Linked DNA regions of Homo sapiens: region 1 is linked to region 2. A link is a contact called in ENCODE Hi-C or POLR2A ChIA-PET data. All regions are on one chromosome and are shown on one strand. The core of a region is the stretch at or near the end of the contact, and the rest is flanking DNA. Distances in the headings are between cores, read along the strand shown.

Region 1 (5,424 bases), core at 1-2,500, 520 kb after region 2:
AGTGCATTTTGCATGTGAGAAAGACATAAATTTTGGCGGGTGGGGGGGGGGCGGGCAGGGCCTGAATGCTGTGGTCTGAATATTTGTGTCCCTCGGAATGCATATACTGACATCCTAACCCCCAAGGTCATGGTATTAGCAAGTGGGGCCTTTGGGAGGTGATTAGGTCATAAGGGCACACTTCTCACTATTAAAATTAGTGTCCTTATAACAGAGACCCCAGACAGCTAGCTAGCCCCTTCCACCATGTGAGGAAACAGTGAGAAGATGTCCATATATGAAGGATGGTCTTTCTTGATCTTGGACTTCCCAGCCTCTAGAACTACGAGAAATTAATTTCTGTTGTTTATAAGCTACCAAGTATATGGTATTTTGTTATAGCAGCCTGAACAGACACACTCCTAACAACCTCCCCAGCAATTTTGAAAGCACCCAATTCCCTATTTTAAATGCTCTTCTGCCTATTTTAATAGCAGAGTGGTTTGTTTCCTGAACTGATACAATTGATAATAAAAATTTTCAAACAGAAACTGCAAACCTATTTTAGAATCATTAAAGTAATTCATTTTATTTGTATCTATCCTATACACTGAATGCTACTAAAATGAGTGTTAAGTGGTTTAAAAATGGAGAACTATCTAGGAGATTCTCTTCTGTTTGTACTAACTACTGGCACATTTAAAAAAATTACACATCAGCCTGGGCACGATGGCTCACACCTGTAATCCCAGCACTTTGGGTGGTCGAGGCAAGTGGGTCACTTGAGGACAGGAGTTCAAGACCAACCTGAGCAACATGGTGAAACCCCTGTCTCTACTAAAAATACGAAAATTAGCTGGGTGTGGTGGCATGTGCCTGTAGTCCCAGCTACTCGGAGGCTGAGGTGGGAGAATCACTTGAACCCTGGAGGCGGAATTTGCAGTGAGCCAAGATCATGCCACTGCACTCTAGCCTGGGTGACAGAGTGAGACCTTGTCTCAAATACAAAACAAAACAAACAAACAGAAACAAACAAACAAAAAACACACATCAAGTCATGGGCAGCATGTTTAACTTTATTTTTAAAGTTTATCCAGAATATAGAATGACTGAATGAGTAGCTATTAAGGATTATTTTCTATAAAGTAATATTTTTACTTAAAAAACTGACAAAAATGAACATGACTGGCAGAAGAACAGTGGCTTACTCTACTCTCTAAGAAATGCCTGGTGACATCAGTTAAAAGGTATGCCAGAGACTAACAGCTGGGTCACTCCAAGTTTCACTCTCTTTGACTCAGCATCCTGAAATGACTCTCAACAGGCTGGGAAAGCCATTAAAACAGCTCCTGGCCCATAGCAATAACAGGCTTTTTACCTTTCAATCCTGGTGATCCTCTGGGAGCTGATGACAATTCTGAATTTTGTCTCTTTTTACACTGTTTGCAATGTGAATTTGACAGTGAGTAAATGAATAAAAGGGAGTGAAACGTGGGAAATTTATCCTTTGAGTACCACTGAGCACTTGGTATTATATTTGCTTCTGAGGCAGCTTTTCATATTTACAGTTAATCCAGTGACATTTTTGGCTGTGCTTTTAGAAGAGAAAAATTGATGGCTAAGAGGGCAAATGACTGAGAAGTCACAGCCCTCTCTGCAAATGCAGACACGCAAATTTACAATTTTCTGGCAGACGACAAACAGCAACAAACATTCAAGCCTACATTTTCAGAGGTTTACTCTGTATTAACCAGGTCACCATACAGTGCAGAATAAGATAGAATTGCTTTGACTCTCAGGCCTTTTAAAGACTGGTTGGAGCCTTCTAATGCTTGACCATATGTGAATTATCCACTTGGTGGATTACTTGAAATTCAGCCAGCATAACCCCAAGTGAACTGCTCTGCCTAAGTTATATTTAGAAAACCACTCACTTATTTAAACATTAGACTACTCAAAAATTTATGGGCTGAATATATCCAAGATAAAGTATATAACTATATATATATAAACATTTCTAAAAGTAAAAGGATTTTTTTTTTGGTCCCCCAAAGTTTTGGAATTAAAATTATTTAGAGCTGGCAGGGTCCTTAAGACATTTTGTCCAAGAGTTTCATTTTATAGCTGAGAAAACAGACACGATGAGGTTTACTGACTTGCCAAGCAAAACAGTTCATTGTTAAATTAACATTTTTAAATCACAGCTTCCCTTCCATTATCCTGCACATAAGGAAGTTTTTGGAAATATTTTTAGAATTGTCTGTGATATGGAGGAAATAATCCAAGGCCACACCAAAGCTCCCTAAGAACAGAGTTGGACTCCACGGGTGATGGGCTGATATGCTGGGGTATGCAGTTGCGGGAAGAGCCTGCCAGGTGTTCCTTCACTTGTCCTTGTTAGCCCACACTACAAGAAGTCCTCAGAACCTGTCCTCACTTTCTTTTTATTTTGTTTTATAACTCACTCAGACTGCTTAATTGTCCTTATGCTATCTCTTTTCTGCAAGTAAACCTCAGTTGCCTTCTGTGAACTATGGAATTTTAGGGAGGAGTTGGACCCATGAGTACGGAGAGGCAACCCCACACACTAACAGAAAGTAAGCACCAGGGCTGCTGGAGAAGAGAGGAGAGTACAGTTCACAGTGTATATTTAATGCTGCTGAGCAGCTGGGCATCAGGGATTGTGAGACTTTACACCCCAGAAGTTGCTCAATAGTGGTCTGTGGGGCTCTGCTAGAAACCAGCAAGGGAGCCAGCAGAGAAAAGGGAGTGCAGCCGGTGAACAAATCCCAGAAGCTCATCTCAGGACTGCTGGCTACCTTTCAGGCTAATGACCTATAGCTGAGGGCTTGCATCTATTTGCAGATGTACTTAGATTTTAAAAGGAAGTCTGTACCACCTGATACACATTAGCATGGCTGCTATTTTTTTAAAAAAGAAAAAACAGAAAATAATTATTAGTGAGGACGTGGAGAAATTGTAGCCTTTGTGCACTGTTGTAGGAATGTAAAATAGTGCAGCCACTATAGAAAACAGTATGGCAGTTCCTCAAAAAATTAAAAATTGAACTATCATATAGTCAAGCTATTCTAATTCTTGATATACACCTAAAAGAATTGAAAGCAGGGACTTCAGCCTGGGCAACATGGCAAAACCCTGTCTCTACAAAAAATACAAACTTTAGCCGGGTGTGGTGGCATGCACTTGTAGTCCCAGCTATTTGGGAGGCTGAGGTAGGATGATTGCTTGAGTCCAGGAGGTCGAGGCTGCAGCGAACTGAGATCATGCCACTGCACTTCGTCCTGGGTGACAGAGTGAGACCCTGTCTCAGAAAAAAAAAAAAAAAAGAAAGAAAGAAAAGAAAAGCAGGGACTTGAACATATATTGGCACACTCATGTTCATAGCAATATTATTTACAATAGCCAAAAAGTGAAAACAACTTGTGTGCATTGACAGATAAACGTTTAAGCAAAATATGTACACACAATGAAGTATTATTCAGCCTTAAAAATGGATGAAATTCTGATACATGCTACCAAGTGGATGAACCTTGAAGACATTATGCCAGTCACAAAAAGACACGTATTTTATTATTCCACTGATAAAACGTACCTATAGTCAAAATCATAGATAGAAAGTTAAATCATAGTTTCCAGGGGCTGGGGAAAGGGGGAAATGAAGAGTTATTGCTTAACAGGTACAGAGTTTCAGTTTTGCAAGATGAAAAGTGTTCTGGTGGTGGATGGTTGCACAACAATGTGAATGTACTTAATACCACTGAGCTACACAGTTAAAAATAATTGGGGGGAGGGGGAAGGGATAGCTTTAGGAGATATACCTAATGCTAAATGACGAGTTAATGGGTGCAGCACACCAGCATGGCACATGTATACATATGTAACTAACCTACACATTGTGCATATGTACCCTAAAACTTAAAGTATAATAATAATAAAATAAAATAAAATAAATTAAAACTGTAAATTTTTATGTGCATTTTGCCACAATTTTTTTTGAGAAAAGGAAGTCTGCAGTATTCCTAAAGTGTATGTTAGCTGAAATTTGTTAAGTATTTGATTTTTTTTCATTGAAAGGAAAGCCATAGCCTATCTTTCATCATTCTTCCCTTAGTTCCTTCCTCTTTCCTTTCTTCCTTCATCCTTCCCTTCTTCCTGCCTTCAAACATCTACTTGATGTTTGCCAAACATTGTGGGAGGCCCCTGATAAAACATACCATGGTCGGGTGCTGTGGTTCACACCTGTAATCCCAGCACTTTGGGAAGCCAAGGCAAGAGGATTGCTTGAATCCAGGGGTTTGAGACAAGCCTGGGCAACAAAGTGAGAGCCCATCTCTACAAAAATAAAAATTAAAACATTTGCCAGGCACAGTGGCATGTGCCTGTAGTCCCAACTACTTATGTGGCTGAGGCAGGAGGATCACTTGAGCCCAGGAGTTTGAGGCTGGCTGCAGTGAGCTATGATCACACCACCCCTGTACTCCACTCCAGCCCAGGCAACAGAGCAAGATCCTGTCTCTTAAGAAAAAAAAAAAAAAGATAATATGCCCTGCTGGTAATCCAGGTAAATAGACATTATCATCTGACCGAGGTCTGCTCTGTGATAGAGATGTGCTCAGTTTCCCACGGGAGCTTAGAGAGGGGACACTAATGCAGCCTTGGAGACAAAGGAAAACCTGTAGGATTTTGGGATTCCTAACTGAAGTCTTGGAGGGTGAATAGAAATTAGCTACCTAAAGAAGGAAAAATCTGAACTAACATAACAACATCAGTAATAATATTTTATGGTAATAAAGCTACAATTAATGCATTATTTATACGAATAATGTTTGTTAAACACTAGGTGCCAGGCACAGTTCTAGGTGCTGAAAATATGAAGGTAGACAAGATAAAATTTCTCTCTCATGAAGCTTAGGGGCAGACAGTCAATAAATACATAGATAATATATGGAATTATCAAATTGTGGTAAGTGCTATGGAGAACAACAGAGCAAGGGAAAAGGAAAGGGAGGTTTGGGTTAAGGGAGGGAGAGGACATTACTAATTTTTATAGGGTAGCTAGGGAAGGCCTCACTAATACAGTGGCATCTGAGCAGAGGACAAAAGGTGGGAAGGGAAGGACCCTGGGGGAAGAAGTAGAGACCAGAAGAATACCATAGGCAAAGTTCTTGAGGTGGGAGCATGCCAGGTGTGTTTGGAAGACAGTGTGACCGGAGTTGCAGCAGGGAGGGAAAGAGTATTTGGAGAGGAAGGGGGTGAGAGGAGGGCAGCGTTCCCATCATGTAGGGCATTTGGGACCACAGGAGGACAGGAGCATGTGCTGCCTATGAGATGGAAGCCACTAGAGGGTTTTGAGCAGAGGAATGGCTAAAAACTTGGGTTTTAAAGGGATCATTTTGTTTACTCTGTTAAGAAGATTGGAAGAGG
Region 2 (6,136 bases), core at 3,232-5,731:
TTTTATGTGATTTTACCCTTAAAATTTGAGGAGAAAGTGAGAGAGAGAGGAAGAGAGACTTCACTTGTTAGTTTCTGGAGGGACAGGGAAAAGTACGACCTACAAAATGAAGCTCTAATGGTGGAATTTCAGGACTTGAACCCCCCGGCATCCCTCAGTAGTCACTATGCTGCTGACCTCTATCCAGCACCTCCCAGAGCTGATAGAAGATATGTCGCTGGCTCTAAACGACTGGACTTAAGAGGCCAGGCCTCTGGAAAGGGGGATGCATAAAGCATCTATGTACAAACACCTCACCAATCCATCACTGAGCTACTCAGCAACCTCACCAGAACATAGCTGAGAATCAAAACTTTTGGTTTTCTTGAGACAGGGTTTCACTCTATTGCTCAGGCTGGAGTGCAGTGGTGCAAGCACGACTCACTGCAGCCTTGACCTCCCAGGGTTAAGCAATCCTCCCACCCCACCCTCCCAGTAGCTGGCACCACAAGCATGTGCCACCAGACCCAGCTAATTTTTTTTCTTTTCTCTTTTTTGAGATGAGTTCTCACCATGTTGTCCAGGCTGGTCTTGAACTCCTGGCTTCAAGTGATCCTCCTGCCTCAGCCTCCCAGATTACTGGGATTACAGGTATGAGCCACTGCACTCTGCCCAGAACTTTTTTTTCTACTGACTCTGAAGTGTTACCATAGATGATACTGAAACTCATACATTTCCTTGCTCCTCAGTCAGAGCCCATGTTCCCCTTCTGGGGATCCACTTGGCCCTCCAGAATAAGTGTGAAGATTATTTTAAACCGAAGACACTAGAGATACAGCAGATGCAGAAAGAAGCCTTTTTGGAACTTCCTTTATTTCACTAAAAGGAAGAGCCTTCTGGGAGTAAAGTTGCCATAAATCTCCTCTCCAGAGGAGCTCACTCCCAGGAAGAACACCAACCACTCATGTAGACAAACATAAACATCAGCAACAAACTCCCATCTCTTCCATTTGTTTCTCTAAAAGTCCATTTGTCTTTCCTCAAATGTCCATGTGTCTTTCCCATAGAAGCCTTTCTCTCGCTCTCTTTTCCTTATTAGGTTGAGATCAATGAGCTTCTTTATCTGAACGTTCCTGCATGCATATAAATAAAACTTGTTTTCTTTTTCTTTTTTTTTTTTTTTTTTGAGACTGAGTCTCGCTCTGTCGCCCAGGCTGGAGTGTAGTGGCGCGATCTCAGCTCACTGCAACCTTTGAACCTACCGGGTTCAAGCAATTCTCTGCCTCAGCCTCCCTAGTAGCTGGGATTATAGGCGCCCGCCACCACGCCTGGCTAATTTTTTTGTATTTTTAGTAGAGGCGGGGTTTCATCATGTTGGCCAGCCTAGTCTTGAACTCCTGACCTCGTGATTCACCTACCTCGGCCTCCCAAAGTGCTGTGATTACAGGTGTGAGCCACCGTACCCAGCCAACTTGTTTTCTTTTTCTGTTTTGTTTTTGAGAGAGGCTTTTGCTCTGCTGCCCAGGCTGGAGTGCAGTGGCACAATCATGGCTCGCTGCAGCCTCAACCTCCTGGGCTTAAGCAATCCTTCTACCGCAGCATCCTGCATAGCTGACACTACAGACGCATGCCACCATGCCTGGCTAATTATGGGATCTCACTTTGTTGCCCAGGCTGGTCTTGAACCCCTGGGCTGAAGCGATCCTCCCACCTTAGCCTCCCAAAATGCCAGGATTAAAGGCGTGAGCCACCTCGCCCGGCCAAACTTGTTTTATTTTTGCCTGTTTATCTGTCTATTGTCAGTTAATTTGCGGGCCCCTGATCATTGGACCTAAGTCCTCAGTAGAGAAAAAGATTTTTATCCCATAAACCTTCCATACGGAGTTTTTAACTAAGCCTGGTTAACAAATTTTCTTTTTCTTTCTTTTTTTTTTTTTAATTGATCATTCTTGGGCGTTTCTCGCAGAGGGGGATTTGGCAGGGTCACAGGACAATAGTGGAGGGAAGGTCAGCAGATAAACAAGTGAACAAAGGTCTCTGGTTTTCCTAGGCAGAGGACCCTGCGGCCTTCCGCAGTGTTTGTGTCCCTGGGTATTTGAGATTAGGGAGTGGTGATGACTCTTAACGAGCATGCTGCCTTCAAGCATCTGTTTAACAAAGCACATCTTGCACCGCCCTTAATCCATTCACTGGTTAACAAATTTTCAAGCCAATGGGGAAAACAGCAAATTACAAGGGGAGAAAGAGATGATTTCAGGCAGAAGCCTTCCTTCAACTTCATTGTGACGGATGACAACCTAGCGTTGGAAGGAGAGAAAAAAAAATCCATTTAAAAAAATAAAAAAGCCAGGCATGGTGGCTCACGCCTGTAATCCCAGCACGGAGGCCGAGGCAGGAGGACCCCTTGAAGTCAGGAGTTCAAGACCAGCCTGGCCAACATGGTGAAACCCCGTCTCTACTAAAAATACAAAAATTAGCTGGGCATGGTGGTGCGTGCCTGTAATCCCAGCTACTGAGGAGGCTGATGTGCGAGAATCGCTTGAACCCAGGAGGTAGAGGTTGCAATGAGCTGAGATCATGCACTCCAGCCTGGATGACAGAGTGAGACTCTGTCGCGAAAAACAAGCCAGGAACAGCAGCTTGTGTCTGTAATTCGAGCACTTTGGGTGGCCACGTCAGGAGGATCTCTTGAGCCCAGGAGTTCAAGACCAGCCTGGGCAACATAGTGGGACCCCCATCTCTACAAAAAAATGAAAAATAAAAAAAAATTAGCCAGGTGTGGTGGTGCGTGCCTATAGTCCTCCCAGTTTCTTAGGAGGCTGAGGTGGGAGGATCACTTGACCCCAGGAGTTCAAGTTTGCAGTGAGCTATGTTTGCGCCACTGCACTTCAGCCTAAGCAACAAAGTGAGACCCTGTCTCAAAAATAAAAAAATTAAAAATAAGAACTTCCAAGAAGTCCAGAATCTGCCATTCTGCATGCCTTCTTGGATGTCATGAGAGCATTAGAGTTGCCTCACAATCCAGGTATTTTCTTAATTACAAAAGACTTTAAACCACCCCTCTGTCTTTTGGAGAGCCTTCCCGCTCCTGCAGTTGGCCAGTATTTACAATCAGACTCCGAAGTTTTCCAAGCTGCCATGATCCTTCAAGCTAACAAGAAACAACAAACAGCTGGGGAATATGTCTCTTCAACCTGCTTCTTTGACTTTAACAGAGCCTCACCTGTAGAGAAGTGGGGCCTTGGGATCTGGGAGCTGCTCCAGAACCCCCAACCTCTAGTCCTGCCAGGGAACAGCAACCTATCCAAGCCCTACTACCCAAGAACCCATCTTTCTTGTAAATCCTACACAGAAGATGCAGCCCCACCCTCCAAAACCAAGGGACCACTCAGTCCTGCTGACTCTATCCTCCGAAGCTTCTTGGATCAGCCCCTCCCACCAACCCTTCTGCTATTTCCATGTTTCAGACCTTCAGATGTTCTACCTCCAGCTAGAGCAACATCCTTCTAACTCCAGGCTTCTTCTGGTCCATTGAGATGACATAAGTCACTTCAGTTTACCACCTTCCAAAGACTCCCCATCACCTTCTGGTTAAAGTCCAACACCCTTGAAATGGCATTCATGGCCCTTCATGGAGCTCTCCTGGCCTGCCTGACCTCTCACCACCTCCTGCCTTGCACTTCACTGCGTACAGTCACTACACTGTCTAATATGGTAGCCACCAGCTGCAAGCAGCTCTTTAAATTTCATTATTTGATTTTAGACAGGGTCTCACTCTATCACTGAGGCTGGAGGGTAGTGGCGTGATGACGGCTTACGGCAGCCTCACCCTCCCAGGCTCAAGGGATCCTCTCACCTCGGCCTCCTGAGTAGCTAGGACTACAGGCATGCACCATCACGCCCGGCTAATTTTTTATTTTTTGTAGAGATGGGGTCTCACTATGTTGCCCAGGCTGGTCTTGAATTCCTGTGCTCAAGCAATCCTCACATCTTAGCCTCCCAAAGTGCTAGGATTACAGGCCTGAACCACTGTGCCTGGCCTAAGTTTTAGTTAAAATAAAATTAAAAATTTAGTTTCTCAGTTGCACTATCCACATTTCAAGTGCTTACTAGCTAGAGATTGCATACTGGACAGCATAGAAATAGAACATTCCCATCAACACAGACTTTTACTAGACAGCATTCCTCTAGAAACACCCAAGTGTTTTTATTTTTTTGCACACATCATGCTGTCTTGCCCTGCCAGGTCTTTGCTCATGCCTCTGCCCAAAAGATGCTTTCTTTTATCTTTTCACATGGGTGAGGCTTCGAGACTCAGCTCACAGGTCATCTCTAAGAAGACTTATTCGAATCTCCAGGCTGGGGCAAGTGCTTGGTTCCTGTGTTCTAATAGTTCCTTGTGTTAACTAATCTCTATCTGACCACTTAGCATTTGCTGATACTTCTGTCTCCTCCATAAGACTCTGAGTTCCTCTGGGGCAGGGCCGTGTCTTCGTCAACTCTGTATCCCCAGTGCCTGGCACAAAGCAGGTGTCCTTTGCCGTTGGTCGAACTCATCTGAGTGGAACTGTCAGTGGTGCATGACCATAGAACAGTACAAGTTTAATTGTGTATTAGTAAAGACTCCTATGTAGAGAGAAACAACCTCAACTCAAACCAGTCAAGAGAAAAGAGGAAGTAATGGTTCAATAATTGGGAAGCCCCAGGTTGGTTCTGACTTCATGCATGACTGGATCCAGTGGCTCAACACACGTTACCAGGGCCTGGTTCCCTCCCCAGCTCTTGGCTCTGTTGACTGCCCTGTAACATCCCTCTCAGGCAAGATGACCACGAGTACTGTTGGTCCTTAGTATCTCCAATTTAGCAACCTCAGTGAAGAGAGAAATTCTCTCTCAATTATCTACTTAGTGGTCTCCAGGATGATCCTGTTTGGCCTTGATTTGGTTGTGTGCCCTCCCTCCATGAATCACTGTGGACTGTGAAAAGGAGTAGTTTGTTTGGCTGTGTCATCCTGGCTTACGTGTCTGTTCCTGGGGTGAGAGTGGGGGAGATGAGTATATACGAGCATCATGATTGACAGCTTCACAGGCCACCTGGAAAAAGAAGGCGTTACCCAAAGGAACCAGAAGAATAGATTGCAGGAATAGTGGGAGATAGGGGCTTTACCTCCCACAGGCCCCGCTGCCCATTTGGAGATAGGAGGCAGGGTCAGCTGCTCTCTCAGTGACCTGGACTCCTGCTTGCTTTCTCTTGCCCTTTGTACTTTTCCCATGTAGACCAGAGTCCACTAACCCTCAGATTTCAAGCCACCAATCAGCAGGCTGCAAAGGATCTTGAATTTAGAAGATTTTGCTGGCCCGGAAATACATAGTGATGGAGCTTTGAAAGACAATGGGCCGGGCATAGTGGCTTAGGCCACCCATCACTTTGGGGGGCCAAGGCGGGCAGATCACTTGAGGCCAGGAGTTCGAGACCAGCCTGGCTAGCACAGCAAAACCCCATCTCTACTAAAGATACAAAAATTAAGCAGGTTTGGTGGCGCATGCCTGTAATCCCCAGCTCTTGGCTCTGTTGACTGCCCTGTAACATCCCTCTCAGGCAAGATGAACACGAGTACTGTTGGTCCTTAGTATCTCCAATTTAGCAACCTCAGGAGGCTGAGGCACGAGAATTACTTGAACCCGAGACGGAGGTTGCAGTGAGCTGAGATTGCGCCACTGAACTCCAACCTGAACAACAGAGTGAAACTCTGTCCCAAAAAAAAAGAAGAAGAAAGAAAAAAACTGGCCTCACTCTGGAAAGAACGCTTGTAGAATTTGCCAGCTCTGGTCAAGGACCTACAAGCTGTTGTAACCTTCCTGTTTTTCATGCATTTAAAAAATTAGCTGGGCATAGTGGCTCATGCCTGTAACCCCAGCACTTTGGGAGGCTAAGGCAGAAGGATCGCTTGAGGTCAGGAGTTCAAGACCAGACTGGGCAACATAGGGAAATCCCATCTCTATAATTTTTTTTTTTTTTTATTAACCAGGCATGGTGGAGTGGGCCTGTAATCCTAGCTGCCCAGGAGACTGAGGCGGGAGTATTTCTCAAGCCCAGGGATTCAAGGCTACAGTGAGCTATGATTGCATCACTACACTGCAGCCTGGGCTTCAGAGTA

Evidence for each region. A loop is a pair of places that touch in the nucleus more often than their neighbours do. ChIA-PET counts read pairs that join two places held with the same protein, here RNA polymerase II (POLR2A). Pooled maps may share reads with other maps.
Region 1: a loop to region 2 is called in a map with no recorded cell type, with 9 times the contacts of the local background. The contact joins two enhancer-like sites. A Hi-C loop is called at or near these places in 2 of 37 single-sample maps with no recorded cell type and 1 of 50 pooled maps. POLR2A ChIA-PET finds 5 or more read pairs at or near these places in 1 of 52 experiments (T-cell).

What each region holds. Positions count from the first base shown.
Region 1 is chr2:48,247,486-48,252,909 of GRCh38, forward strand. No RefSeq gene overlaps it. Among named protein-coding and RNA genes, the nearest start is that of FOXN2, 64 kb to the right of the region's middle. Within about 2 kb of position 1,251, at least 8 of the 41 ENCODE cell types and tissues checked have a DNase peak (open chromatin) inside an H3K27ac peak, as active enhancers do.
Region 2 is chr2:47,719,855-47,725,990 of GRCh38, forward strand. No RefSeq gene overlaps it. Among named protein-coding and RNA genes, the nearest start is that of MSH6, 60 kb to the right of the region's middle. RefSeq lists enhancers at 1,626-2,431, 4,391-4,840. Within about 2 kb of position 4,482, at least 4 of the 41 ENCODE cell types and tissues checked have a DNase peak (open chromatin) inside an H3K27ac peak, as active enhancers do.